Linked DNA regions of Homo sapiens: region 2 is linked to region 1. A link is a loop called in an ENCODE intact Hi-C map of the cell type or tissue named here. Cell type or tissue: endothelial cell of umbilical vein. All regions are shown on one strand. Each heading gives the region's core, and the rest is flanking DNA. Links, peaks and the distances in the headings are about the cores only. Region 1 holds the start of ARMCX6 (armadillo repeat containing X-linked 6). Region 2 has its middle 32 kb from the start of ARMCX2.

What was found. Hi-C counts contacts between places; a loop is a spot of excess contacts. Peaks named below come from ENCODE experiments on the same cell type or tissue, not always from the same donor. Only the 100,000 strongest peaks of a DNase experiment are listed, where the experiment ranks them.
Region 2: a loop joins it to region 1, with 4 times the contacts of the local background. A loop is called at or near these places in 2 of 110 quality-filtered maps.

Annotation. Positions count from the first base shown.
Region 1 is chrX:101,606,961-101,622,358 of GRCh38, reverse strand. ARMCX6 (armadillo repeat containing X-linked 6) reads left to right here and starts at 4,359. Exons shown (of 3, transcript NM_019007.4): 1 at 4,359-4,474; 2 at 4,775-4,856; 3 at 5,593-7,234. The coding sequence starts at 5,739. The coding sequence ends at 6,641. RefSeq lists an enhancer at 8,188-8,750. In endothelial cell of umbilical vein, for the core only: a CTCF peak has its summit at 4,992 (motif pointing left); DNase peaks (open chromatin) are centred at 4,358 and 4,948; H3K4me3 peaks cover 1,608 bases; H3K27ac peaks cover 1,073 bases.
Region 2 is chrX:101,684,156-101,699,553 of GRCh38, reverse strand. It overlaps the pseudogene LOC100420247 and the pseudogene RNU6-587P. Among named protein-coding and RNA genes, the nearest start is that of ARMCX2, 32 kb to the right of the region's middle. In endothelial cell of umbilical vein, for the core only: no CTCF peak of the experiment used is centred there; DNase peaks (open chromatin) are centred at 7,193 and 7,333; H3K27ac peaks cover 700 bases.

The sequences.
Region 1 (15,398 bases), core at 1,205-9,204:
AACTGAGGAGAAAACATAAGTGCACAGTAGGTATCTGTGAGATAAAGCATGCACACTGAAAAAATGAGTGTGCATAAAAAGAACATTACAAAATATGCTTGGGCAAAATAGAGAATATCATCTATAAATGAAATAAGTATTAGAGGAACACAGACCAAGACAAAATTGGCTGAAACTGGGACCTAGCAATTAGTATGAAACTATTTTACTTACTGGTTTGATAAACTGAATAATTCACCCATCATCAATGATTTACCTTTTTTAAAGTAGGAAAAGGAATAAAATAATTACATCCCCTCATTATTTAAGTTAACCAGATTTGATTTCAGTTGCTTGCAACCAAACCACCTTAACTAAAGCACAACACAAAAACAGGTAACAATACAAAAAGTAATATAGCTTTTCAGAACATAGGGTCTTCAGTGAGATATTCACTAATAGTTTGAATAAAAGGTTATTATTTGAGTATAACTTTTAAAATACACAGACAATATGGGAGTAAATCAAGAGACTGAGGAAGTTGAGAACAGGCAAACCCCCAGGAAAATTCATATCTGTGTAACTTCTGGGAGGCAGTACTAGAATGTGATTGAAATTTATTTAGTAAACAGAAACCAAATCAACTATATGATCCTGTGTTTAGAGAAAGATCATGTGTAGCAAAGGGGCTTATTCAAGCATAGGAATATATGAAAAGGACAGTCAGAAGAAAGTGTTGGTATTTCCCACCCAAGCACTGCCTGGAGGAGAAAAAGTGTTGGCTAAGGAGAATGGAACATTTCACTTTCTCTGGCAGAGTCATGCCCATGATGTGTAATAGTACTTCATGCGTCCTCAGCTGAAACCCCCTTCTTAAAATGAACAAATACCCTTGCTCTGATTGCAGGCTCACCAAACAACCTTCTAAGGTTGTGGTTTCCCAAGTAGTAGCTTGTCTACAGGGAAAGAATAGGCAGGTAAGACTGACGGAAACCTCCAGTACCCCCTGACAATTGTATTTCTGAGGGCAAATTATTCAGTTGTCACTCCTGTTGAAACAGCTTCCCTTGTGGTCTACTTATGGGGAGAGAATGCAGAGATCCCTAGGTTTGAGCATTCAGATCTGTTTATATATAAGTCTCTATGAATGGGAGTCTTTCCTTGAGGCATCCAGAGGCAATTCTTCTCAGCATACAAACAAAATCAGGATTTGGTCATGCAATACTGAGGAAGAGACCCTGAACTGTAGACGCAACCTTGGGGGAATCCTGTGGGAGAAGCCAGATGGCCTTGGCTCAAAGGACAACCTTGTGCATCACCATTTCATAACCATACCTTTCTAATGTTTAGTTAATGGTGGAAATTACAACTAAGATACTCTGTGGCATATTATGCCCCCAGCACTACCGTTATAGATAAACAAAAGGTTAATTTCCAAAGTGATAAAAGGGCTCCTGCAAATCAACAACAACATCTGAAACAGTTTAAATTTCTCCCTGGGAAAAGAAAGGAAGTGCATTTTACATTTTACTGACCCTATTGTTTTCCTCAGCAAAAGGGTGGGTATTGTGCTCAAAACAGAACAACCAAAAGCTGCCTTACTAAAATTTCAATCTTCATTAGAGAGATAAAAACCTGAAAACCGGTGGACTTATGACATCCTGAAAAGACGTCTATCAATTCCTTCTACCTAAACCCCTCGGAGATGAGCCTTGTCTTCAACATTTCCTCCTTAAGTTAACCAGGCTTGTTCTCTGTTGCTTGCAACCAAACAACCTTAAGTAAGACACAATACCAAAATTACACAATACAAAAAGTAATATAACTTTTCAAGATAACAACCTTCTATAATTTATTTTTTTCACCCTCCACAATTCCATTAGTGTCACCATTTGCTGGTCGTTTTTTGTTTCTGGGTGCTTTGTAAGTTACATATCACATGTGAACTGATTTAAGCCAAAAGTTTTGTTTTGGCAGTGGTTTCACAGTAGTTTTTTGCGGACTCAGAAACTTTTAACAGTAGTGTCTGAGGACTTCTTTAAGCATTTTCCTTTCTCACTTTTGAAAGGTATGTGAGCCTTATAACATGTCCTTAATTAAATATTTCTTGGTAGATGTATAATGGAGAGCAAAGTAGTTTTTTTTTTAATGCTAGTCTCCAGGTAGGAATTGATAGAATCGTGGATCAGAAGAACAAAGAGGTAAGAGAATTGAAAGGGTTTTTATAACCATGGGGTTTTAGGAAGTTTTAGACAGGGAGTGGATTCAAACCAGGAAAGGTCTGGCATACTGGGAGAATGGTAGTGAGAAGTTATACATCGGACTAACTGGAGAATATACCAAAAGGGTGGAGATATTTTATACTACTGAGGAGAGGTAGGAGTAAAGTTTTTGTCCTTGAAGCCTGGCTAAGTGTTGTGAAAGTGAGTTCTTATTGTAAAGCCATGTCTGTGACACCAAGTCATCTGTCTTTATTAAGCTTTACATACTCCTTAGTTTTTTCTAATGTATATATTCAAAACAAACAAAAGCCACTTATACAACTACCTAGCAGCCAAACACTGAATGATGGACTGTTGAATCTGAGAGTTCTGTTAGTAAGCCTTCATAAGTATAATTCACTTGTCTAGGGGAAGTTAATAAAGGGTCATGAAAAAAAAATGAGGTAAAGATTTAGAGAGATAAGATGTGATATTGGTGAGTTTGGACTATAAAAGGGGAAGACCAGAAAGTTGTGACATATTGACTTCTGAATATTCACCAGCAAGGCACTAGGACTCCCTGGCTTGCCTCCTGAAAGGGCCTCCTCCACACAGGAGCCCCTCACTGGGGAGCCCCTCCCTCTGGGGTGTCATATTTCAATGTTCTAAGAGGTTGCCTGGAGTGTCTATATTTAGAGTATGACTCCTCAGCAGGGACAGGTGGATGCATGAGGACTAACTTCTGCATACTTGGTCCCTGAGTTTTGGGATTATTCTGAGGGGCTTGTACTGGTGGCTCAATGAAGTTGTAATAGAAGGCAGGAAATGAAAAGTCCTCTTTTTTTCTGGCAACTGCTTGAGATCCTGTGCATTGCCCTTCCACTTGTGAGGGGAAAAAATGACACAGACATCAGGGGTGTTGCACTGATTCCCAGTCACCCACAGACCCTCACCACCATCTCCACTGGAAAATGCTGAACACTCACCACTGCTAGGGTAGCATAAAATACATGAATGGCAGACAACAGAGAGATCGCCAACAGTGTCATGATGGAAAGAAAATTACCTCTATCAAGTCTCATTTTCATCAATAGGATAACAGGAAATTCTCTAATTTCTGGAAGATTTATAGGTTGCACCACAAACTTCAGAATAGATTGTAAATAAAGCCCTGTGAATGAAAGGCAGGCTAATCTGTGGAGTCACTAATCTGTAAAGTTCATCTGAAGATGTAAGATTCATCTGAAGTTGGGGTCTGCATAAAATCTGTCCTTTGAAGCCAGAGTGAAAGTCACCCAGCAATCTTCTATGAAGATCTCAGTCATCTGACACCTAATACTATGAGTTCAGCCAGGAGAAAGAAAGGGACAATAGTTCACTTACTTAAAATGGTCAAAATTAGAACACTGACCTTCTCGGTATAGATTCATTTATCCATCAATTTATAAATCATGTTGAAAGCACAACTGGTTTTGTTTCTAAGGGTGTGTTTTTACATTTTAATATGTTGTTTGAAAGCTGCTATTTCCTGTGCAGTCCGAAGAAAATATGTTCAACTTGATACAAACTAACTTCATCAAATCAATGAGGCCTCCTATTAACTGGGAAATCTTGCTTATGTTATATATATATATATCTGTAAAAAAAAAAAAAGATTTGAATTATTTCTTCTCCAAGTGGGAAAAGCTTTATTGTTTTTTTCCGATTACAAAATAGTGTAGTTCAAGTCAATAAAAAAGAAAGGACAAAATATAACTTAAATGTTATCAAAATACTAATTAAAATCTCACCACTGCCTGGACTTCCGTTTCTGCCCCCTCACCCAATGTTGGTGTAGAGACTGAACACGGAAAAGTGTAGAAATTTAAGAAAGGGGCTGCAGAAGTTTCAGAGCCAAGGAAAGGATGAGACAATTCCCCAAGAAGTGTAAATGAAGGGTAGACTCAGGAAAAGATGCTGCCCCTTCCTAAAGATGCTGCCCCTTCCTGGAATTAGAGAAACATAAATTCAAACACCAGAAAGACAGGGCCACTTCTGGTTTCTGGTATTGTTACAGAGGAAAAAAGTGACAGGGCCCACTGTGGGGGTTGAGGGGGAGATACAAGGCAGGCTGGCGCCTGCCGCACTGCTTGTGGGAGTGGAAATTGGGGGCCAGAGCGCACTGGTGACGTGGCCGTCACGTGACCAAGAGCCGCCTAGAGCACAAGTCCTGCTAGTCGCCTCCGTCTGGGTACCAGCCCCCTATTACTCTGCAGGCGTGTGAAGAAAGAAGGAAACTAGCTCGGACCGTGCAGGTCGGTGCGAGGGTGGGCGCTGCTTGAGAGGAGGTATGGGTGGAAGAGGGCCAAGAACGCCACAGATCCGAGTTCAGGCCGATCACAGCTGGGTCCCTTTCTCGCCTACTTTCTAAATACTGCTACCCACCCCCACCCCACCCCGTGCTCATTTTAGTAGAGAGAAGTGGCGGGTTTCGGGTGGGGGTGAGGGGAGTGAATGGCGTTTCCAGAGACTCCGAGAAAAGAAAGGTTCTAGTGTCCCGGGTGCTGGTCCGTCCACCAAGCACTCCGTCCCCTCGGTCCCTTGTCTGTTTGCAGGTTTGTAGGTCTGTTGGCCTGTAGGTTTCGGCACAAGTTTCAGCGAGAGAAGGAGAAAACTGCCTTGGTTGGAACCTTGCAGGTCAGTGTGAAGGTGGGATTAGCCCAGGACCATGGGTGGGGGTGGCGGAGGAGGGGGGCTGGGATATGAGAGGGCCAGGTCCGAGTCGCCCTCTCCTGGCCCCTTCTTTCTCCACACCCACTCCCATTTCAGTGCAGGGAAAGGGGTGTGGCGGCCTTTGCTGGGGAAATGGCGGACGACAAGTGGGGCGGAGGAGGCCTGCGTCCGGAAAGTCAGTAGAGTATGAGAAATATTTTAAACTCAAGTGTCTAAAATTCACAAAAACAGAAATTGGGACCTGTGTCCTCAGTTCATCCACTACACTTTCATTTCTCCATTGCCGCCTACCTGTCTTTGCATTTGTCCTTCTGCCAGACTCTATCCTCTATCACCGTGGAGGGACCACTGACAACAGAAGACAAGGGAAAACGAAGGAATTTATCTGACTTTGGTAGAGGTTAATGAGAGAAACTGCCCTTAATCTTTGGGGGTGGAGGTCTGGTGTAGGAGACTACCTGAGAGGTACTCACACTGTCACCCTCCTAGCTATCATAGCAGAGACCCATCTCCTGCCCTTCCCTGTGGACCCAGGAAGAGAAATGGGGGCTCCTGAGGTCGATAGAGGAAGACAGAAAAGAAAAGAACAAAGAAATTGTATCCTGTTAATCTGCCTTTATCACCAACTCGAAATCCACCCTGTCTGTGAGGCACAAAGCCAAACATAGTCCCGAGCCCTAATACTCTGTTTCACCCACAGATTCATCACAAGAGAGCTACAAGAGCCTGGAAGAAGCTGAAGACTGCTACCCTCCATCCTTACTCACCCTGGACCTGAGAGACCTCTTCAATCAGGTGGAGCAAGGCCCTCTCCTGTCCTGCCCCAAGGCTGGCACAGACTTGAGCATGGGCCGGGCTCGGGAAGTGGGTTGGATGGCGGCAGGACTGATGATTGGGGCTGGTGCCTGCTACTGCGTTTACAAACTGACCATAGGAAGAGATGACAGTGAGAAGCTGGAGGAGGAGGGGGAAGAGGAGTGGGACGATGACCAGGAGCTGGATGAGGAGGAGCCTGATATTTGGTTTGATTTTGAAACTATGGCTCGGCCCTGGACTGAGGATGGGGATTGGACTGAACCTGGGGCCCCAGGTGGCACTGAGGACAGGCCCTCAGGGGGAGGCAAGGCCAACCGAGCACACCCAATAAAACAGCGGCCATTCCCCTATGAACATAAAAATACTTGGAGTGCTCAAAATTGTAAAAATGGCAGTTGTGTTCTGGACCTCTCCAAGTGTCTTTTCATTCAGGGAAAACTGTTGTTTGCCGAGCCCAAGGATGCGGGCTTTCCATTTAGCCAGGATATCAATAGCCATTTGGCCAGCCTCTCAATGGCTAGAAACACGAGCCCCACTCCAGACCCCACTGTTAGAGAGGCTTTGTGTGCCCCGGATAACTTAAATGCGAGTATTGAAAGTCAGGGCCAGATTAAGATGTACATCAATGAAGTGTGTCGGGAGACTGTGTCACGTTGCTGCAACTCATTTCTGCAGCAGGCCGGATTAAATTTGTTAATAAGCATGACAGTTATTAATAACATGCTTGCCAAGTCCGCTTCAGACTTGAAGTTTCCTTTGATATCAGAGGGAAGTGGATGTGCTAAGGTTCAGGTTTTGAAACCGCTGATGGGTTTGTCTGAAAAGCCAGTCTTGGCGGGGGAGTTAGTCGGTGCCCAGATGCTCTTCTCATTCATGTCCCTCTTTATCAGAAATGGAAACAGAGAGATTCTCCTGGAAACCCCTGCCCCATAAACGGCCCTCTCGAACACAATGGGACGGAATCCACCCACAACGCGCTTGGTTTGCAGATGTCAAAGAATCTGCAGAGGGTGCTACTGAAGATCCAGCCTTAGCCAATCACCACCTCATTGGGTGAAAGTTCCAGGGCTCAATCCAGGACCACACTCTTATTGGCCAGGCAGGGGCTCCCACAGAGCTTTGAGTAACTTCTTGGTTGTGCAGTCTGCAGGCAATGTTGGCATTGTAAATTCCTCCCTTGCAGCCTCCTTCATGTGGTGAGGGGATCACTTCAGCTGCCTGCTGTGGACAAAGAACATCAAATTACAGCATCACGAGTGCTATTGTTGCCTGTGGTGGTCTCCCTGTCCAAGCGGGACCGCTTTGCAGAGACCAGAGGCATATCGCGGCTTGAGCTGAAAATGCATTTGTTGCAGCTTAGGTTGAATTATTTTTCGTTTGCTCTTTCTTCTACACGCGCCTGATGGATAGTGAACCTATTCATCAAAAAAGTGCACTGCTCTTCTGTCTATTGTACCGACTTAACCTCTTCCACCCAAGTCCGCATCTGTGTGTATCATCAATAAAGTTGTGTGCTTTGATTGGCAGAAAAGAGTCATGGTCCTTGTCCTTGAGTTTACAGTCTGCACGGAGAGAAGGACAAAAAAAAAAGCACGGTAAACGCCAGCTGACTGGAACGTCTGCTCCGTGACAAATGCAGGCTTATCGGTGCTCACAGGAGGCAGGGATAGAGAGGGGCTGCAGTGCTCAGAATAAACTTCAAGAAGGGGCTGGAGGCGGGGGTGGGGGAAGGGGAGGGGCACAGCGGGGGAGTTCGTGGAATTAGGATGGAATGTTGAGAGGACTGAAAGAGACAACACCCGTGGAGCAGGCAGCACCGTGCCCCGGCACAGAGAAATCCCTTCTTAATGTCTTTTCCTTGACTGCCAGCCTGGAGAGAAAGGTCAGTAACCCTGGCCTTTTCGATTGTCGGCGCATCCCGACGTGGGGATGGGGACCGGGGTGGAACGGGTGGGGGCGCTCTACCACGCATCGGGGCGCATTTATTGCACAATGATGGCGATAAAGGTTGCCGCTTGCCCAGCACCTACCCTGTGTAGTTCTATCCCTCCTGCGAAGCCAGGGGGAAATCTGCTTCCAGCCCTCCTTCTCTCTTCCTTGGGATCCCCAGCGCTACTTCCTGGCAGAGTGAGAGGGTTGGCCGCTGCTCCCTTTGGAGCAACCTCCTTTCTTCCATATCCCCACTACCTGTGGTGGGACCCAGGAAGGGGACAGTGGAGCCCTCCATCAACTACCTGCGGGGGTGATAGGGCAGATGCTGAGGGCACTTGGCACGACCGTGGCCACTCCATCCATCCGGAGACACCTCCACACTCTCCATCTGAGGTGCCTGCACCTTGCCAGGAAAGGAAGAGCCCGTGGGCGCAGAAGCACTCCATGGGTCAGGGCAGCTCGTTCTGCCCCGCCCCCACCTCCAACATTACCAGATCCCGCCCAGCAGGTTTAGCCCCTGAATCAGCAAAGCCAGGTTCCCTGCATGTTTGTGATGTGTCAAGAAGTGGTCCCCTTCCCTAAAGCCATGGCAAACCCAGTAAACACATCTGCTTCCCCTTGGGCAAGGCTGCTGCCGTGCCCGGTGCCCTCTCGGTCTCCCAGGGCTGCTGCTGTGGGTCACTGTGTCCTGGGCAGCTGCGATCTCTGTGGTGCTGGGCATTCTGCTTGTTCTGTTCCACACAGAACAAAGCTTTCTTTTCTTGTCTTATTCTCCCTTCCCCCCGCAGCTTGCCTTCCAGGTGGGTTACAACTTTCCTGCTTGTACCATCTGCCCCACAGTCCATGCTGGCCAGACGGCCTGAGTGCCTGCCGGGTCCCCTGACCAACTCTGGGAAACCCTCCCACCTGGAATGGGGACCAGACCTCTTCCCAGGCCCTGGTGCCTGGGATGGCCAACAAGTGACTTGCAGTTGTTGTGACACCACATCCCCTGTCAAGGCTCACACTGCTGGGGCTTCCTTGGCTGGCTCTGGGAGCCCTGTCCCGGTTCCTAAGGGTTCCTAAGAGCTGTCAGAAGGACCACCCTTTCTCCCAAGCCAGCCGCAGTTTGGCTGGGCAATCTGATTTCAAAGGGGATTTCCCTGCAGACAGCTCCGCATGCACTTTTCCCAGTGGAGCCTGCTTCGCCAATGCTGTCTTTAGTGACACCTCATTGCTCAGTCTCTTTGAGCACAAAGGCATCCTCCTAGCCTGTGGTCCCGAATTAGCATGCACCTCCCTACTTCCCTGCACGCTACCAAGTTTCCCTTTACGTGCGCTTGTCCACCATCGCTGAGGCACTTGACACCGTGAGGCCGCAGCTGAGTCCTAACTCAGGGAGCGCCCCAGAGGCTTTCTGCCCATCTCCTGAGCAAACTCTGTCACAGAAAAGCCCATCAGCGTCCAAGTGTCTCCACGGCGTTGTCTTGGCCCAAGTCAAAACCCTCCTGTCCATTTGCTGGCACTGCCCTCCCGAAAGCACTCACGCACAGCCCTTCTGTCCTGCCCCTCATCCCCTGACTGGTTGCAGTGCCTGGGTACGAGCCCAGTTCCCGTGGATTCTGCCTCCCTGGGATGCGCGGGGGGAGTCGGGAGCATGCCTGCCTCCCAGGGCCTGATCAAGACACTGAGAGGTTCTCAGCACTGGCAAGAGCGCCGGTGCCCCCATTCCATATGTAACGCAAACATAAAAACAGCCCTGAGCCATCAATCACAATGCATACCTGCCTGCTGCAACCAAAAGACAGCCTTTCTGGGCTTCCCCGTGGCAAACATTGGAAAAGGTCATCAATCCTGAGCTTGCCACATTCTGTGAGAAGTGCTCTGCCTTGATGGTGCCGCCCCAGCCTGAGCCCGTCTCTTGTGTCAATCTGGAACTGCCGCCACAGGCTGTCTTCCACCTCCAGAAAGGGCCCTCAGTTTTGCTTCTCATCTATCTTATGAGCACGTTTCCATTTGGTGCCTGTAGGCACTGACTGACTTCCAGACCAACTTCAGGTGCCCTCCCCAGCCTGCTGCCTCTCCTAGGGATTTTGTGGTTTGCCACCCCCACCCCGCCCCCCTCCAGGTGAGTGCACACAAGGTTGCAGACAACCAGCTTCCCGGCAGGCACGTCCTGTCTCAGACACGGGACCCTCACCGGGGTGCTATGTGTCACTCTCAAAGCAGTATCCACCACGATCCCCTTACTTTTAAGTGCCACCCTGGACCAGCATAGCCCTCACCCAGTCCGTCCCTCTGACGATGCACCACTGGGCTAAGAGTTGGGCAGCTGTGGCAAGGGGTTGCTCTTGCCTCTCTTCTGAGGGACACTGGCTGCTCTATGATGCAGATGGGCACTGCACCAGAGTCCAGCAGAGTGCTGCAGAGGGCCGGCCCTTGCCCCGTCTGTTACAGACGCCAGATGTGTCTTCTCACTGGCTGCCACTTCCCTACTCTCTCTGCTCATGGCCTCCTTTCCATCCTGGAGGTCCATTTTCCCTTATTGCCTCTTGTTTTGGTGTGAGGTTTAGGACAGCCTTTCCCACTTTCCCATGAACACAGTCTCCTTGGCAGTTTTCTCGTTCTTTCACACCTTTCTATTCAGAGTTTTGTCTCATCGATCTGCCTGGAATTTACTTTTGTGCAAGGTGAGAGACAGTGATGTGACTTCACTTCTTTTCCCGCATGATTAGCCGATGAGCCCAGCACCACTGGTTGAGCACTCCGTTCTAGTGCTGTCTGTGGCACTTTCTGGGATCCTCATGCGCCCAGCTGCACACCCGCTCTGTGGTTTCCAGGCATTAAAGTTTCTCCTGAGGCACATCCCTTTCCCTCAGGAACCTCTTACTGACTTGGAGTCCCTCAGCTCACTAAGTGGCCTAAGGCAGGTGGGGTGTGTGTGTGTGTGTGTGTGTGTGTGTGTGTGTGTGTGTTGGTGGAGAGAGCTGTGTTGGTGCTTGTGAGCAAGCCTCTGCTCCAGGTACGTTCTCAGGACGTATTGCGGCCCACAGGAAGCTTAGGAACTCTCATCCCGCCGACCTTTGCATCATGGCAAACTGGGCACTGGTCTCTCTCCTCTCCCAAATTACTATATCTGTACAGAAAAGTTGCAGAACAGTGTACTGTGTGTATAATTGTAAATATTATATATCCTATAACACTATATACTGTTTTATGTGATTATACATTTCCTAAACATAGTGTCGAGTATCTCTGGAATGATGCACAATGAATAGGTCGCTTTGGTTTTTTTGTTTGGCTCGTAGCATGTATTATATATTAGATTTGCAAGTGAAAAGATCAATAACTCACTTAATTGTCTTTTTCTGTCCTTTGTGCCTCTTGAATTTTGTACTTATGTATCCATGTCCTATTGGAAAATAAATTTACTAAAAGGCAATTATTGCAGGTTTCTGTAAAAGCTGTTGATGTAGCATTGTCATTCTATAGTCAGACTCTTTCGGTGAAATCTCATTAATTTTATTATATTGTCTCTTTTTTTCTTTCTGACTTCTTAAGTAGATAAACGTACTGTACAAATTATGACAGTTTTAGCTCTTCCTATTCAATAGTTTTTAGTTCATTTCTTTTACTTATCTCATTGCACTGTCAGGGACCTCCAGAAAAACAGTATTGATGATACGGCACATATTGGTCTCATTTCTGATTTTAATGGTTGATGTTTCAGTGTAAGGCTGGTGTTTACTGGAGGTTTCTGAATAAATAATATGTGGCATGTTTATGTAATAGAATTTACAGGCATTAAAAATGAGTGAACAGCCGGGCGTGGTGGCTCACGCCTGTAATCCCGGCACTTTGGGAGGCCGAGGTGGGTGGATCACCTGAGGTCGGGAGATTGAGACCAGCCAAATCAACATGGAGAAACCCCCATCTCTACTAAAAATACAGAATTAGCCGGGTGTGGTGGCACATTCCTGTAGTCTCAGCTACTCCGGAGGCTGAGGCAGAAGAATCGCTTGAACCCAGGAAGCGGAGGTTGCAGTGAGCCAAGATCCCGCCATTGGACTGCAACCTGGGCAACAAGAGCAAAACTCCATCTCAAAAAAATAAATAAATAAAAAGAAAGAGTGAACTAGATCTCTATGTATCAAGCTAGGCAGTTTTCAGAAACCTAATGTTGAATGAAATAATCAATTTGCAGAAAGACATAGTATAATGCCATTTATATAATTTTAAACATATGAAACTATATGTTATATTGATACATATATTTATAGCAAAATTTAAAATGGACACTGAAAGACGCACATCAATTTTGCAATATCAGTTGCCTCTGGGAACGGCTGGAGGAGAATGTGACTCCAACAATATATGCAATTTAATTTTATCTATTAAGAAAAAGATTATAAACAAACATAAAGAAAGCATTAGCATTGCTAATTATGGATGATGTATACATAGATCCTCATTGTTTTTTCTCTGTATATCTTTTTTTAAATTAAAACTAAAGATGTATTGTGTACCCAATACAATTAATTTAAAAAATTCCTTCACCTAGACATATTCTCAAGAAATTTTAGGATAATAAGGACTGAAAGGAGACCCTAAAACTTCCCAGGATAAGGGGAATGCCACCTACAAATCAAACTGGCATCAGACTTCCTAGTCATAATACTTGATGATAAATGTCGATGTATAAATGCCTTGAAATCCTTAGAGAATATGCTTTTCTCTAGTATTCTATTCCTAAACATACTATCAGGCAAATATATAGTGACAATAAAGATGTCTTCAGGACTGAAATTACTCATAAAATTTACCTCCTGTAGAATTTTCCTTAGAAAATTGATCTCCTGTAGAATTTTCCTTAGAAAATTGTTTGAACATGTACTCCCACAAAATGAGGTAGTAATCAATTGAAAAGTAAATATGGAATCCAGGAAATAGTGATCCCAACTTGGAAAAGTAATAAAGGTTACTTTTAAGGTGATGGTCAAATAATAGGTCCTGATTAACTAGACCAAAGTGGAGCAATATGATAGAAGATTTAGGGTAGTAGATGAACTCATGAATAAAAGGAGACTTGGTAAAATGAATTGAGAGGTTAGAAAAACTAGAGGGTGCAATAAAAGCAAATAAGGGAAGAAAAACAATTAGAAGATCATCTAAGAAAATATTACAGTAATGACCCTCAATAAACCATGCCTCCCTGTATCCATGCCATTGTATAGTCCCCTCCCGCATTGACTCTGGGCCTGGCCACGTGATTTGCTTTGGCCAGTTTAAATGTTAGGAAACATGACAAAAGAGGAGGCCTGGACAGAGCATTTTCAGTGAGACTTGCACTCTTTCTGCTCTGAAACCACCATGTGTGGAGCTGCCCAGGCTAACCTGTGGAGGGTGAGACCACATAGAACAGAGATGAACTGTTTCAACTGAGGAATCCTAGAAAGAATTGTCAGATAAAATATAGGAATCCCAGTTAAATGTGAATTTCAGCTGAATATCAAATAAATTTTAGTGTATGTGTTTTCCAAATATTATATGAGACATACTTATACTTTAAAAATATTAATTGTTCATCTTGAATTCAAATTAATCTGGGCATACTGTATTTTAATTTGCTGGATATAGCAATCCTAGCTACAGGAAAACCAGTCCTCAGCTAATCTGCCAGCTGACTTTAGCCACATGAAAAACCTCAGGCAAGACTAGCAGAAGAACTAACCAGATAAGCCCAATACGAACTACCAATCCACAAAATAACCAGCAAATAAGATGGCTATTTAAAGTCACTGAGTTTTGGAGTGTTTTTTTTTAATTTAACAATAGACAACAGATGAACAAAACAAAACAAAAATATGTACTTGCTCCAAAAGTGCAGCAAATTAAGATACAGAATGAATTCAGCATTTTGATGGAATATAAGGAAAAAGAATCTATTAAGTCTTGAATGTAAGAACAGTCCCCCTTACGTGACTCAAGAGCCTTGAGCTGGAATATTTCTAAACAACTATAGTGGGCTTGATTAAATCATAACCTAATCCCAGATGTCTCTTGAATCTGACCTGGGCACATAAGATGGGGCAGGATTGAACTAGCTCCCAACTTACTAAGAGTGATTCAGGTAAATATTCCCAGGGTAAGATGAATTCATAACGTGATATAGTTTATTTCTACCTTGCACCTAGCTGTACTACACCAGAAGGTATTACATAAGTAGACGACGGTTACGTGGCTCCCAGAGAAGTCTGAAGTGACCAAATGGATATGAAGGCAACCCTTCTACATCCCAAGAAAGGCTTAGGTTGAACTTGTGAAAGCATCTGAGATATGTGAACACTAATCATGTGATATTATCCTCAAAAGGGTACCTCCATGCGATCATAAAATCAAAGGGAGCTTGCCTCTTTAATGGAGAGAATGCAGTTGAACTTCCTGCTTTATATAACCATCTGCATGCAGCTAAGTTCCAGTTTACTTTTATATTCTGTTCTGTAACAGCCAGGTCTTTCTCCCATTAAAGCTTTCTGCTTTCAACTCTAGACATTGAAAACCATGAAGTGTGTTTAGTTTATTATGACTACATAAATGCTGCCCATTGCTGAGCCAAGTAGTGTCCTAGCGCTTGAACCCATCTTGCATAGTTTTAGAAAATGATTCACATATCACCTGTGGGGATGAGATTTTAAGTAGACATGTGATTCAGTGTAGCTGACAGAATGTGGGATATAGAAGATGATAAAAGGCAGAAGAAAGAATAGTGGAATGGATATCCTCATTTTACAAAGTGCAAAGTAAAGAAATACTAGTGGAAGTTTATGAAATAAAATAAAGTTATGTGTATATTAGTTAAAGTTAAGTTTAGCTACTTTATGTGTTTTATTTTTATTGCCTGCTTCTTTCACAGGAAAACATGCTTAATAAAGGCTACCTCTGCCCTGCTCACTACCAAATTTCAATGGCACACAATGGTGCTCAAGAAATATCTGTGGACTGCATGATTAAATTAAAATAATAATAATGCTATAAAAATGGGAATAAGAGAGGGGGAGAAAGTATGATAATATAAATGAGCTAAAGTGTCTTATTTTCATATCAAAAATTCATTAGGAATACAAGTGTATTTTAGAAGTCTTGACGATAACCACAAGAACAGGATTTCCCAGGCACTATTAACATTTTAAGCCAGGGACTGTCCTGTGCATTGTAGGATCCTTGGTCTCTACTTACAAGATGCCAGTAGCACTCTTTCCCCCAGTTGTGACAACCAAAATGTCTTTGAACAGTGACAAATGTCCCCTACGGAGCAATATCACTCCTAGTTGAGAACCACTGCATCATAAGGAGTTAAAAATCAGAAAAGTTGAGAAAAGTTTGGCATTCTAGAAAGTGATACTGAGTCTAGGCAAGTTCAAAAGGGAAAACCGTTTTTATTATAAATTCTGTACTATAGAGTTTTTGTCAAGTGTATGTATTGTTTTGATACATATTAATATTTATTAAAAAACATTACTGAGGTAGAATCAATGGGGCTTTGTGACAAGCTGGCAATATAGAGTGAAAAAGACGGAAGAGTCAATAATGATTAGGGTTCTGGCATGTGCAACTGGGTGGATGATGGTTGTTTTCACGGAGACAGGGAATACAGGCGGGGAAATAGTTTTGTTGTAGGAGCAGGGAATAATGGCTCCAATTTCAAATATGTTGAGCATGAAATATCTGTGAGATATGTAAGCTGTAGGCATCAAATAAATTAATCTTGAACTTCAGATA
Region 2 (15,398 bases), core at 3,772-11,771, 75 kb before region 1:
CTATTTCTTTAAGACGCATCTTTAGGTTGTTTATTTGAAGTTTTGCTTCTTTTTTGATGTAGGCACTTATAGCTATAAGCTTCCCTCTTGGTACTGCTTTTGCTCTATCCCAGAGGTATGGTGTGTTGTGTTGCCATTATCATTTGTTTCAAAAAAAAATGTTCAATTTCCTTCTTAGCTTCTCCATTGACCCACTGGTCATTCAGAAGCATATTGTTTAATTTTCATGTGTTTTTATAGTTTCCAAAATTCTTCCTGTTATTAATTTCTAGTTTTATTTCATTGTGGTCAAAGAAGATGCTTCATTATTACAATATTCTGTTTTTTTCCAGTGTACTTACTATTTCCAGTGAGTTTTGTACCTTCAGATAATTTCTTATTGCTCATTAACATCCTTTTCTTTCAGATTGAAGAATTCTCTTTAGTATTTCTTGTAAGACAGGTCTGGTATTGATTAAATCCTTCAGCTTTTGCTTGTCTGGGAAAGTATTTATTTCTTCTTATGTTTGAAGGGTATTTTCACTGGATATACTATTCTAGGGTAAACTTTTTTTTCCTTCAGCATTTTAAATATGTCATGCCACTCTCTCCTAGCCTGTTAAGTTTCCACTAAAAGTCTGCTGCCAGACATATTGGTGCTCCATTGTATGTTTTTTGTTTTGTTTTGTTTTGTTGTTTTATTTTGTTTTGTTTCTGAGATAGAGTCTTGCTCTTTTTGCCCAGGCTGGAGTGCAATGGTGCCATCTCAGCTCACTGCAACCTCCACCTCCTGGGCTCAAGCAATTCTCCTGCCTCAGCCTCCCAAGTAGCTGGGATTGCAGGCACCCGCCACCACGCCCGACTAATTTTTGTATTTTTAGTAGAGATAGGGTTTCGACACCTTGGCCAGGCTGGTCTCAAACTCTTGACCTCAGGTGATCTGCCGACCTTGGCCTCCCAATGTGCTGGGATTACAGACGTGAGTCACCGTGCCCATCCTGTTGTTTATCTTCTCTTGCTGTTTTTAGGATATTTTCTTTATTCTTGACCTTTGGGAATTTGATTATTAAATGCCATGAAGTAGTCTTCTTTGAGCTAAATCTGCTTTGTGCTCTATAACCTACTTATACTTGGATATTGATATCTTTCTCTAGGTTTGGGAAATTCTTTGTTATTAGCCTTTTGAATAAACTTTCTACTCCTCTTTCTGTATTTCTTCTTTAAGGCCACCAACTCTTAGATTTGCCCTTTTGAGGCTATTTTCCAGATCCTGTAGGCATGCTTCATTGTTTTTATTCTTTTTTCTTTCATCTCCTCTGTTTATTTTCAAATAGCTTATCTTCAAGCTCACTAATTCTTTGTTTTACTTGATCAATTCTTCTATTAAAATATTCGGATGCATTCTTCAGGATGCATATTACGTCATTCTTGCATTGCTATAACGAAATACCTGAGTCTGGGGAATTTATAAGGAAAAGAGGTTTAATTGGCTCATGGTTCTCCAGGCTTTACAGGAAGCATGGTACTGGCATATGCTTCTGGGGAGGCCTCAGGAAGCAAGCTTACAATCATGGCAGAAGGTAAAGTGGGAGCAAGCACTTCACATGGTGAAAGCAGGGGTGAGAGAGAGAGAGAGTGGGCTAGGAGGTGCCACACACTTTTAAACCAACAGACCTTGTGTGAACTCAGAGGGAGAGCTCACTTATCACCAAGGGGATGGCCCAAGCCATTCATGAGGGATTCATCCCCATGATCCAAACACCTCCCACCAGATCCCACCTCCAATATAGGGGATTACAATTCAGCATGAGATTTGGGTAGTGACAAATATCCAAACTATATCAGTATGTCAGTTGCAGTTTTCAACCCTAGAATTCCTGCTTAATGCTTTTTAATGATTTCAATCTGTTTGTTAAGTTGATCTGATAGAATTCTGAATTCCTTCTGTGTTATCTTGAATTTTATTGCGTTTCCTCAAAACAGCTATTTTGAATTCTCTGTCTGAAAGGTCACATATCTCTGTTTCTCCAGGATTGGTCCGTGGTGCCTTATTTAGTTCATTTGGTACAGTCCTGTTTTCCTGAATGGCCTTGATGTTTGTAGATGTTTATGTTTGAGCATTGAAGAGTTAGGTATTTATTGTAGTCTTTGCAGTCTGGGCTTGTTTGTACCCATCCTTCTTGATAAGGTTTTCTAGAAATTTGAAATGACTTGGGTGTTGTGATCTAAGCCACAACTGCATTAGGGGGCACCCCAATCCTAGGAACACTGTGGTTCATGCAGACTCATAGAGGTACCGCCTTGATGGTTTTGGATAAGATCCAGAAGAATTCTCTCAATGTCTCAATGTCCAGGCAGAGACTCTTTTTCTTTTCCCTTACTTTCTCCCAAACAAATGGAGTCTCTCTTTCTCTCTATTCTGAGCTGCCTGGAGCTGGGGGTGAAGTGACATGAGCACCTTTGTGGCCACCATCACTGGGACTGTGCTGGGTAAGACCTAAATCCAGCACAGCACTGGGTCTTGCCCAAAGCCCACTGTAACCATTACCTGGCTACTGCCTATGTTCACTCAAGGCCCTGAGACTGTATAATCAGCAGGTGGTGGAGCCAGCCAGGATTGTGTCCTTCCCTTCAGGGTGTCAATTTATCCCAGGCCCTGGGCAGATCCAGAGGTACCATCCAAGAATAGGAACTGAAGTCAAAAACCTTAGAGATCTACCTGGTGTTCTATTGTACTGCAGCTGAGCTAGCACTCAAACCATGAGACATAGTTCTTCTCCCTCTTCCCTCCCCTTTCCACATGCAGAGGAGCCTCACTTCATGGCCACCTCCACCATAGGCCCATGGTGGGTACTGCCAGGCTACTGTCAATGTTCCCTTAAGGCCCAAGGGCTCTTCAAGTCAACTTGTGGTGAATGCTACCTGGCCTGGGGCGCACCCTTCAGGAAAGTGGGCTCCCCTTTGGCCCAGGGCAGGTCCAGAAATGGTGTCAAAGAGCCAAGGCCTGGAATTGGGGACCCCAAGCACCTGCTTGGTGCTCCACACCCTGTGGCCGAGCGTGTACCTAAGGTGCAAGGGAAACTCTCCTTTACTTTTTCCTCCACTTTTCTCAAGAAGAAGCTGTCTTTCCCCATAGCCACCACAGCTGGTAATGTGCTGAGTCTCACTTGAAGCCAGGAAGTCTCAGAGGCTCACCCAAGGCCCATAGCATACTACCAGGGTATTGCCGCTGGTTATTCAGAGCCCAGTGGCTCTTCAAACAGCAAGTGATAGGTCCTGCCAGGACAGGGTCCTTCCCTTCAAGGAAGCAGGTTCCTTTCTGGCCCATGGTGTTTCTAAAAATGTCATCTGGGAGCTAGGGCCTCAGGACTCTGCCTGGTACCCTATCCTGCTGCGGCTGAGATGATATCCAAGATGCAAAACAAAGTCCTCTTTACTCTTTCCTCTCCTCTCCTAAAGTGGAATGAAGGGGTCTTTTTTGGAGTCGTGAGCTGTGCAGCCTGGGGTTGAGGGAGGGGTCACACAAGCACTCCCTTAGTTGCCCTGGCTGATGTCTCAGTGGGTCACGTGTACCCCAAGTCTTCTGGCTCTGAGCCCAGTTCAGCACTATGACTTGCCTAGGAATAGCAGTCCTTGTGGCATAGACTGCCTTTCAACTTCATTTAGGGCCCCAGAACACTTTAGCCTGCAGTGACAGGGCTTGCCAGAACTGAAGTTCCAACTACTGGGAAGGGCAATTCCCTTCTGGCTAGGGCTGGTTTAAATGCTCCCTCATAGGTGGGCATCGGCTGAGTTTAGCCTGGTTTTGCTTTCTGCTGTGACAATGCAGCACTGAGTTCAACACAATGTGTCACAGTTCCTGTGCTCTCCCTCTCCCAAGTGCACAGATTCTCTCTCTGTGCCACACAGCTGCTGCCATGGGATGAAGGAAGTGTGGTGTCCATAATCTAAAACTATCTTTCCTACCCTTTTCTGTGCTTCTTTCAACAATGTAAAGTAAAAACCAGGTATTGTGAGTGCTCACATGATTTGGTTATTATGAAAGGGCTTTTTTGTGTAGACAGTTTTTAAATTGGTATCCTTGCAGAAAAGATGATTGGTGGAGCCTTCTGTTTGGCCATCTTGTTCCACCCTATCTGTCTAGTTATATCTTCAGGGATGAGCTACCTCAACCTCTCCCATTCTTTCTTTCCCCATCCCTTCATACTGTTATAATTGCTGACTGTATGTTGATTTGTGACAGAAGAATAATGTAGATAGAAACAGGTGTCATGGAATCCTCTAAGAGCAAAATCACACAGTAGGAAACTGGAAAACTAGGGCCCTGAGTCACAAATGACATTGGAGCCAATAGCAATCTGCAGCGTCTTTTACTGTCTGTATGTCTGTAGATAAAGAACAATCTGGACATCTCTGCATAGTTTCAGCAAGTGTTTGAAACACAGTCACCCTGTACATAAGAAAATAGGGCCATGATCCCAGCTGGCAGCCAGTCCCACTAGGGCTCTAAATTAGGACTGAACCCAGGGTAGCAAACTAGGGAGGAAAGGGATAAGGACAGAGATTCAAGAAAAAGAGAATACAGTCAGCCCTCCATATCCACCAGTTCTGTGTCTATGGATTCAACCAACTGAAGATTGAAAATATTCAGAAGAAAACAATAAAAAATAACAATACAACAATAAAAATAATACAAATTAAAAACCAATACAGTATAACAACTATTTACATAGCATTTGCATTGTATTAGGCATTACAAATAGTCTAGAGATAATATAAACTATATAGGAGGATGTGCCTAGGTTATATGCAAATGCCACACCATTTTACTTTTTTACTAAATTTTTTTATTTGTATATGTTAATGGAATATGAATGTAGTTTTGTTACATAGCTATATTGCATAATGGTGAGGTCTTGGTTTTTAGTGTACCCATCAGCAGAATAACATACATTGTATCCATTAAGTAATTTCTCATCATCTACCTCCCTCAACTTTCCATCTTTCTGAGTTTCCATTGTCTATTATCACATTCTAGGTCCGTGTGTACACATTATTTAGTTCCCACTTATAAGTGAGAACATTCGGTATTTGTCTTTTTGTACACCATTTTATATTGGAGACCCGAGCATCCATGGATTTTGGTATCCACAGGGGCGGGAATGGAGGAATAGGGTGAGGGTGCCCTGGAATTAATTCTCCACAGATACTGAGGGACAATTGTACAAATGCATTGGGTTTTGTCTGGGTGCCATGTCCTCTGCTAGTCCTATCCCATGAGGACACTGAAAATCTTCACAAACTTCAAGAGGATTCCTGGTTCTTAGTCCCGGATAGCAGAGTCCAGCCATATCCTTAACAGCTTCCTCTCCATCCAGGAGCACTGGGTTTGCTTCTCCATCTTCAGCTCCCCTACCCTTCCCTCCTGCTTCAAAGAAAGCCTCACTGATATGCTCCTGGACTTGCTTTTGCTTTTCTTTTTACCTACAACTTTGAACTTGAGTATTTAGATCTATTCTGGTTCCCATTTTCTTAGAGAATAGCCTCAATTACTCAACCCAGTGACAAAGCAAGTTTAGTATACCAAGGCAGTTTAGGATACCAAGGCAGTTTAGTAGGTGCAACTAAGTATAAAGAAGAAGAAATTAATTCCACATTACTTAGTTATAACCTACACACTTTTTTATATAGTAGAAAAAACTCTGTATAAACAGTCTCAGTTTCTCTTTAACTGGAAACTTCCAGGACGTATGGCTAAGAAGAGTGTAGACCAGCTGTTACGCCTTCAGCCATCTATAACTTGATCAGTGTGTACGTGTGTCGGGGGGTGGAACAATATAAGAAGGGAAGTCACAAGAGGAGTAATAGTAAGGTGATAAACATTTAAAGACCACTAACCAGAATCAGGAACTAGAGTATTTAGATCACTGTTCTGGGCTGATCCTTTCAGTTTCTGGTCTGGGCTTGGAGACAGCCACTTCACTTTCAGGGACTGTTGTCAGTGAGTTATTAAGGAGGTGCAGATCTAAGGAGTCCCAACACCAGCCATGCTCTTACCAGTTCATTCATCCACAGGCATCAAGAAAGGCTTCTGTTCCATCAGAGACCTACTGCAGATCATATTGGGGCCTTAGCTGAGATTTGAACTACAATTTAGGAGAGTGGAAGGTGAAGTCAGAGCTTCCAAAAGGAAGGAAATAACTTTTATTGAGCTTCAAGTGGATGTCAGTTCATCACATCAGGATACATTATTGTTTCTTAACCCTCAAGAAAATGATTGCTTTTCACATATTTGGACAACAGAGACTTAGTGAGCTCCTTAGGAAATGCAGTAATAAAGCAAAACCTCCTTGCTCTTTTACCTGGTTTTTAGTCACAGGAAAGCTATTGATTTTTATATATTAATCCTATAGCTGGCCACTTACTGAACTCGTTTGCTGTGTCTAGTGCTTTCTTTCTCACATTTAATTGCATCTGGCTAGTACTTCCAGAACTACTTTAAAATATAGTGGCAATAGCATTATTACGTTGTTCCTGATTTTGCTGAAAATGCTTCTATAGTATGTCCCCATAAATTATTCTAGCTTTGGACTTGAGATATATTTATCAATTTTATAAAGGCTTTTAAAAAGCCAGGCTTCAGTGATAAACATTGGCACATTCCTTTTCTGCATTTATAAAGATGATCATACGGTTTTCCTCCTTTAACTATTTTTTTATTAATTATAGCAATATATTTCTTAATATCACATGTTTATATTACTGAAATAAACCAAACAAGAAGTATTATTTTTAATGTAACATTGGATACTTTTTGCTAATATTTTTATTTGAGATGTTTGCATTGTTATTTCTAAAAAGGCCAAGTGTCCAGTTTTGGAAGATTTACTGGGAAACCATATTTATAACTTCTTCTTTAGTTATTGCTAGCTTTATAAAAAGGAATCTGGAAGCTTTATAAATTTGTGGTCTTGAATAGTTTAAATAACAGGAATTATCTGTTTCTTACAGAACTGTTAAGAGTTTTAATCTGCGAAGTGGCATGATAAAAAGCTATTCTGGCGGCAGGGGCATGCAGAGGAAAGAGACTGGAGACAGGAAAACAATCTGAAAGTTATTGTGGGACATGCATGAAATGAATAAGGCCTGATGTAAGGACGAAGCTGTGTGAATGCTGAGATTAGAGGAGTGGTTATGGAAGTGAATAACACTTCAATAAAAGAAGGAAGAAAATCTGTTAGCTGATAGGATTGCCAGATAAACTACAGAGTTCCAAATATTGCATGAGACGTACACTAAAAAATTATTTGTTTTTTACTTGAAATTCAAATTTAACTGGTGTTCTGTATCTTTATTTGCTAAATCTGGTACCATATATGAGTGACAGAGAAGGAAGATTGTATGATCCTATGCATATTTTGATAGGTCAATGTCCTTTTTCTTGGGCAATTCCAGTGATTGAGTAACTGAAAAAATTACCATTTTGAATAATGAGAAATAAGCAGTGATGGAAAGAATGACCTTTAGTGTTCATGCATGATTTGTTTTATGAGGTTAGAAGTTTACGTCTGTTTTCTTTTAGAACAGGGACAATGGTAAGGCCTTTTATGACATCATTGTGTTTATTTAAAAAAAAAAGTTCCTTCCTTTATTCCTGTCTTTATCTACTGAGGCAATGAAAGAATGGAAGTAAGTAAAACATACTAACATAATTTAAAGAAGTTGAGGTAATTTTTTGAGTGGTTTTGGTTACACAGAGGAAGGATTTCTTCATGGAAGGGATATTTAATACTAAAATGTTTAAGTCACTTGTCCTCCTAACTTTGTGGCTCTTTGAAGAATGATAGAAATGTGAATGAATGATACACTCTATATTCTTTTTTAAAAAATATAATATGGAATGCTTCACAAATTTGTATGTCATTCCTGCACAGGGTCCTGCTAATATTCTCTGCATCATTACAATTTTAGTATGTGTGCTGCCAAAGTGAACACCACTCTATATTCTTGACTGGAGTCATAACATATTTTTTCAAAGATTAAAGATATGTTCTGAACCACAGCTTATTTTTATAATGCTGATTAACTTTTAAAATAATTTATTTTATATTGAAAGGGAAAAATTATGAAATACTCTATATAGTACAACTGTAAATTTCTGAAATAAGGATGCGTGTTTGTAAAAGAAATATTTTATACTTATTAGTAGCAGCATTTCATTGGTGAACTTCTAATTGATCTTTTATTTACTTGTAACTTCTTTGTTACTCCTATCCAAGATAGAAATGTAGAGACTGCAATAGGTTTTTGATATTCAGTCTAAGTGTGTTAAATATTTAGTCCAGCTGGGCATGGTGGCTCACTCCTGTAATCCCAACACTTTGGGAGGCTAAGCGGGCAGATTGCCTGAGCCCAGGAGTTCAAGACCAGCCTGGGCAACATGGCAAAACCCTGTCTCTACAAACAATAAAAAAATTAGCCAAGCATGATGGTGGCATTCCTGTAGGCCCAGCTACCTGGGAGGCTGAGGTGGGAAGACGGCTTCAGCCCGGGAGGTCGCGGCTGCAGTGAGCCATGATGGCGCCACTACACTCCAGCCTGGGCAACAGAGTGAGACCTCTCTCTCTCTCTCCTCTCTCTCTCTCTCTCTCTCCGTGTATATATACATATGTATGTATAATATTTATGTATATATACATATATATAATATTTATGTATATATACATATATATAATATTTATGTATATATATATAAAATATTTAGTCCTTTCAGAATTTCATACCTAACTGAGTCACTGAAATCACTGAGCTCAAATAATTTCCACATACTTTTCATTAACCTTTCAAGTTTCATCCAGAGAAGACTAAAAGAAGTGTTATCCATTTAATCTGGAAATCAATTAAATTTCCAAACCATTTAGAAAATAAAGTCCTACACAACAAATAGATGTCTAGAGACCCTAACTTGTCAAGAAAAGAGAGAGAGCAACAGAGACCAGAGATGACACTACTCTTCATTAAAACACATGAATTTTGCACTAAGGGACACAAACTGCCCTCCTAGATTACCTCTAGTGTCGTATGATCATTTCCAATTTGTTCTGGCCACTAATGGTCAGCAGAGCATTCTGAATGGAATCCCCTACCTCCTTCCTAGAAGCTTCCTAACTCTCCTCTTTACCACAAGAGTCAGTACCAAGGACCAAGGATTTCATAAAGTAAACGAAGTCTTTGGAATCATCCAAGATGCAGCAGCTACCTGCTGTATGTGCTGAATCCACCCCTTAATAGCAAACCAAAACTAGATGCTCTCAGACTATTGGGTACATGAGAAGGAAGGGTACAGATCCACAATCTGGGTAGAAACTGCTTCTTTTCCAGCAGTTATTCTTCTGTCTAGGGGGCTCCTTCAACAGCCCAGAGCCCAGAGAGTTCCCCTTGGTAAAGTTCTGAAAAGTCTCAAGAAGGAAGGAAGAAATACCCAGTATGCTAGCATTGTATTAGAGAAGTGAAGGATGATGAAGAAAACTATTATTCATTCTCAAGCACTCTTCCTTGAACCCTGGAACGAGAAAGCCATTTCCTGTCCTGTTAGAGGTTGGAGTGTCATTTAATTTTGAAATGGAAATGATTATTGCAATGGAAATAATAGACTCAACCAGCAAAGAATATTCTAGTTAGCCCAACTGAAATGTTACTTATTCACAGTTTTGCCCTTGCATTTTAAGGAACAGATTTATTAATCCTGTTTTATCAGAACTATATTGACAGTGAAAATGTGACATGTGACCCTGGAGCCAAGAGACTGACTTTCTTCTTTAGCAACATGAGAACTTAAAATGCAACCAAGTGCTGACCTTCAAAATAATTCCCTCTAAAAGAAGCCATGCACTTCTGTTGTCATTGCTTTAAAAACACCGGGAATTGCTTTCAGAACTGGTTCCGAAGTTGTACAAGCAAAATAAAACAACAACCAAAACAAATTAGTATCCTGCCTATATAGATCTATCTCACAGAACAACTATAAAAATTTTTTATCTGAATCTTCCATTTAAAGAGAATGTTACAATAATACTCACATTAAACAGATAAAAGGGAAAGTACTTTGGAGAAAGCTGTGCTGGTTGATGTCCAGACTCCTACCAACCTGCTTTCCCCTCAAGCTCTACGAAGGTCCATTAGAAATTTTCTTGGAAGCCAATCTGAAAGGCACCGCTTTGTGTGACTATTGCTGTTGATTTTAAAATGTTACTTAAGAGAGAGAAGGTTCTACCAAAATGCAATGTTCACAAACTTGTGTGTACAAGCTTTTCTCATACTCAGGTGTGCAAAAGTATCATTTCTTTCTTTTAGGAATCTACTTTAATGAGCAAGAAATGTAACTTTTGAACTAATTCAACCTAATTTCTATTTTGAGCCTATCACTCCCCTGGGGCAGCAAAAATCTAGTTCCCATAAAGTTTGGGTTTTTCCTTTCAGCAGGTTTGTGTTTAAAGTCCAGTGCAAAAAGGGGAGGGGAGCAAAGATATTGGGTGGTGGTGGACATGTAGTCCTAGAGTAATAAGTCACACAGGTGTAGGTCATTGGCCCTTGGAGATGGCTGCTGAAAGTCCCTCATTCCTGTCTGGTGGCCCCTTCAACTCCAAAACCTCTCTCAACTATTTCCTCTGTAGGTTTAGGCACAGGACCTAATCCACCTTGACACAACCTGCATTCACTTCCTCTCTGGACTCTTGGCTGTCATCATTTCCTCTCCTTCTCTCCTCTCACCACTGAGGTTGGGGAGAGTTTTTCTCTAATCAGGGGGAAATCGTTCTCTTTGTTATTCTTGTTTGCTTCAGAGGCTTCTAGAATAATGGGCTCAGGTTTTTATAAAAACACAAAGACCAGGAAACCTTGCTACAAACCTTCACTGAAGCACAGATATCTGTTTGAATAACAGGAAGGCAGAAGAGTGATATACCGAGAAAAGCAACAAGAACAACAAGTTAATATCTCAAAAATACTATTTCACATACAGCTAAGGTAGAAGAAAGGATGCAAAATTATGTATGTGTCATTAACATCAGTGAGGGGGCATCTAATTCAGTAGCACAGCCCTTGGATCAGGCCTGGCAAATAATCACTGTGACATCATAAAAGGAAAGGGTTTTTCATTTGTGAAACCTCAAGAGCCCTGTTCTTACATACACCACAGTGCAAGGAGATTACTAGGACAAGTAAAGAGGTTGCAGAGTAGGATGGAGAGCCTAGTTGAGCCTGGCGCTCATTAATGTGGAAATAAAGCCTCTGAGCACCCTGTCACCAGGATTTCTCCAGTGGCCGCAAGAGCAGGCACAGCAGCAGCAGGGGCTGGGAGCTCCTTGAAGCAGCAGAGAAAATTGATCCAGGGCTGCAGAGTGACAAATGGATGTGAATTAAAATGACAAGTCCAGGAAATTGAAGGGGCTATTGAGAGGGACATTATCCACAAGTCCAGACTGAGTCAAGATTAAAGCAAGATAGGAAGTACCTGATAGTCTGGGAGAATAGGCCGGCTTGTTAGTTTAATGAGAGAATATATTGGGGAAAGGTGTTTAGATATAAAGAGATAAGTTGAAGTATTTTTCCTTATAGAGTAACTGTGGCATCTAGGGCCTTTGGGTAATATAAATTAAGAGAGAGACTGTTGGCAAGTAAATTCTTTTTACTGTTAGCATAACATCCTTCCCTGCTACAGGAGTGAGGTCAACTCCCAATCCCGGCTGCCTCAGAAAGGGGTTATCATAAATACCCTATTAAACCTATCCTTGTCAGTTCCACTGCCAAGAATTCTGTCCCCACTATAGCCACACAAATGATCGAGTGAGGTGAGAATGGGAAGAGTGAACAGAATATTATCAGGAAACACTAAATAATTTAGTTATTGCTACAACCTTTACCCTTTATCCTTGGTGTGTAGGAATTAGGGTCTCTGATCCTTTCTTTTTTAGGGAATAGCTATCTTACATTTTATCTTCTGTATAACCCTGACAATGTAGAGACTCTGGTCGCTTGGCCGTATATAAGTTACTGGATATTTTCTATGTAGTCACTATAATAGCTAATATTTATATGGGACTAACTGTATGGCAGGGTCTGTTCTAAGTGTTTTCCACACATTAACATATGTAATCCTCACACCAACCCCCTGAGGTACATTCTGCCATAATCTCACCATCACTGATGAAAAAGCTGATACACTTTGAGGTTAGCTAACTTATCTAACATTGCATAGGCAGTAAATGGTAGTTGTGGGATTTGAAAAATAAGGAGGCAGACAGATGGGCAGGCAAACAGACACTCAGGCGAGAAGTATGGCTCCAGAATCCACACGCTGAACCACTTCACCCTTGCTACCTATGTACTTGACTATCAGAAGGGATATAACTAACTCCAAAGCCCGAGGCATGTTTATATAACAGAAATATCCAACTCCTTTAACTGGGAAGTAAAGAAACAAAGGAATGTCTTAAGCAGATGATTGGCCAATCAAAACTATCCAGCTTTAAATGCCAGCCAATAAGACAGGGAGCAAAGTTAGAAAAGCTTTCCCCCTCAGAGTTCACTGCCAAAACCATTTTAATAGCAGTCTCCCACACAATAATATTCCACCCCAAATTATAACTCAAAAGTGCTAAAAACATATTCTTTAACCAAGATGTTAGAGATTTAGCCAGAAATAGTTTTATGTGGCTAGGTTAGTGTGAAATGGTTTGGCTAAGCCAGATGCTGTTAAGTAGATATCTGTAGAGCTGGGCAGAGCCATTTGCATGGGAAGAGGGTAGGTGCTACAAGGCAGGGCATGTAGTAAGTGCTTAGTAGCCAGTGCTTTATGCAAACACAAGTAGCCTTGGTTTTTTAAAGGAAGGCTTGGCTTCCCTTAAAAATCGTTTAGAACTCTTACAGAAAGAGACGAGGAAGAAGAGTAAGAAAAAGAAAATGTGGGCAAGTTCAGCACCAAGTTGGAACCTGAGAAGGACTTAAAAAAATAAGAGAAAGGGCAGAAAAAGAGGGGAAAGTCACTTTTTATATTATATACTTCTGCATTGTTGAATTTTTACCACACAGATTACTTTTGTAATCGGAAACAGTAACAGAGGAAAAAAATGTTTTTTTAAAGGGAGACTTTTAAAAAAGCAATAGAGAAAGATTGCCAGTATAAATTGAGTTTCTCTTGAAGTTTTTTCCAACTATAATACCAATGCCAAACCAAACACTATGTTTTACATTCTGAATACAGCTTGGTAAGGGCAGGAGGAAGATTTAACATTCCCAGTTTGGTTCCCTGCACCACTCCTTCTTTCCTGCCCCCTCTCTGCCTCCTATTTCCAAGTTTCAGATTGATTGCCTTTTCTGCAGTGCCTGTTTCTCAGTGTGAGCTAGCTTGGGAGAGGGAATTCAAGCAGCCACAGGATATGGAGCTAAGTGAATACATGAGCTCCTATAACATTCCAGAGAGACTACCAGCTTTGTCTGCCCCTGTGGATCCTATCACAGGGCATGCCATTGTGTATACAAGTTCCCCAAGAGTTCTGAGAGGAAAGTGCTAGACTGACAGCCCCACTAACTAAAACACCTTAAGTTTTGGAGAGGATGTAAAACTTCAATGAAACACCCATTTTAAGAATAGGAAAAAATGGAAGACGGGTTCTCAGTGACAGAAACTTAAGCAAAAATCATTAAAAATAAAACTGGGCTAAATCACACTAATTTGTCCAAATGAGTTTCATAAGTAAATTATGTTGAACAACCTTTAAAGAAGAATTAATACCAATTCTAGAAAATAGAAAAGGAGGGAACACTTTCATTTTATAAAGCTAGTAGTACCCTGGTACCAAAGCCAGTACAAAGACAGTACCAAAAAAAAATAAAACCTACAGATCAACAACCCCCATAAATATAAGCACAAAAATACTTCAAAAATTGTAGCAAATAGAATTAAGCAATATATAAAAAGAATTATATACCCTGATTAAGTTTGGTTATGTTCCATGAATGCAAGGCTGTTTCAACATTTAAAAACCAACCAATGTAATCCATCCAGCATATAAATAGTCCAAAAAAAATATTATCATATCAACCGACAAAGATAAAGAATTTTATCAAATCCAACACCCATTCATGATTAAAAACTCTCATCAAGCTAGGAATATAGATGGAATGTCCTCAACTTGATAAAAGAGCATCTGCAAAAGATCTACAACTAACATTGTACGCAAAGGTGAAAGACTAAATTTTTTCCCCCGGGATCAGGAGCAAGGCAAGGATTTTTGCTCCCACTACTCATATTCAACATAGTGCTGGAACTTTTAGCCATTGCAATGAAGCAAAAAGAGGAAATAAAAGGTATTTAGATCAGAAAGGAAGAAATAAAATTGTCACTACTTACAGATGACTTTATTGCCTACATAAAAAATTCCAAAGAAATTACATTGTGTTCTCTTTCACCCTCACACAAATTTTCCAAGTATATTTCAAGGAATAACATGTGAAAAAAAAGCAAAAACATTGTTTGCTAACATGTAAAGAATTTACAAAAGTGTATCATTGTGCTACTTACAAAATGTGAAAAGGGTTGTTTCTCTTGACTCTGGCATCAGGCTACAGCCTCAAAGGAGTTCATGCTAGGATAAGAAGAAATTGAGGTAATAAGAAGCCATCCTGTCTCACCAAATTGTACACTGAGAATTATAGAAGACTGTGACGCTCTCTGTTCATCAGGGAACATCCTAGGGATTGAGAGCATGTATCTGGAGGGGACGTATAGTCTGAGTTTCAGTTCCGGCCTTGCCACTTATAATAAGCTCATGCTGCAGACAAACCCCTTCAGCCTCCATTACCTCTTTGGTAAAATGAGCATAATAGGGGTACCTACCCCATAAGCTTGTGGTGATAATTAATTTACACATGTAACGTACTTACAATTCCTGTCACATTATAAAGAGTATGTACAGTAAAGGTTATTTACCAAAACTATACAAAATGAGAAGTTTTAGGTAGACAATGACAAAAATATGCAGAGGCAGAGGCAAGGAAATCTGCTGTATCTTTATGTTGTCTGCTTTTATGCCTGATGGTGTGGAGATCATTGGTTCTGTGAATGAAACCAGAGCCAGCTATTAAATGCCAAGAGGCAATAATGAAGTACATGTCCTTTTCCCTTTTAGTCCATTATTTGTTCTCTTCTTCTGAAAGTTGCAGATGTCCACTAAGTTTGAAAATCTTTCATCTCCTGAGGTTAAGTTGTCCAACGTTGTTTCCAAATTTGGAAGACCATGCGTGACACTAATGTGATGAGGAGCAGAAGAGAGAAGATTAGCTGCAACATTAAACGGTAATAGAGAATCACATCTGACCAACCAACCATTGTGATGGATAGGTTTTTCACGCAAAGAAGG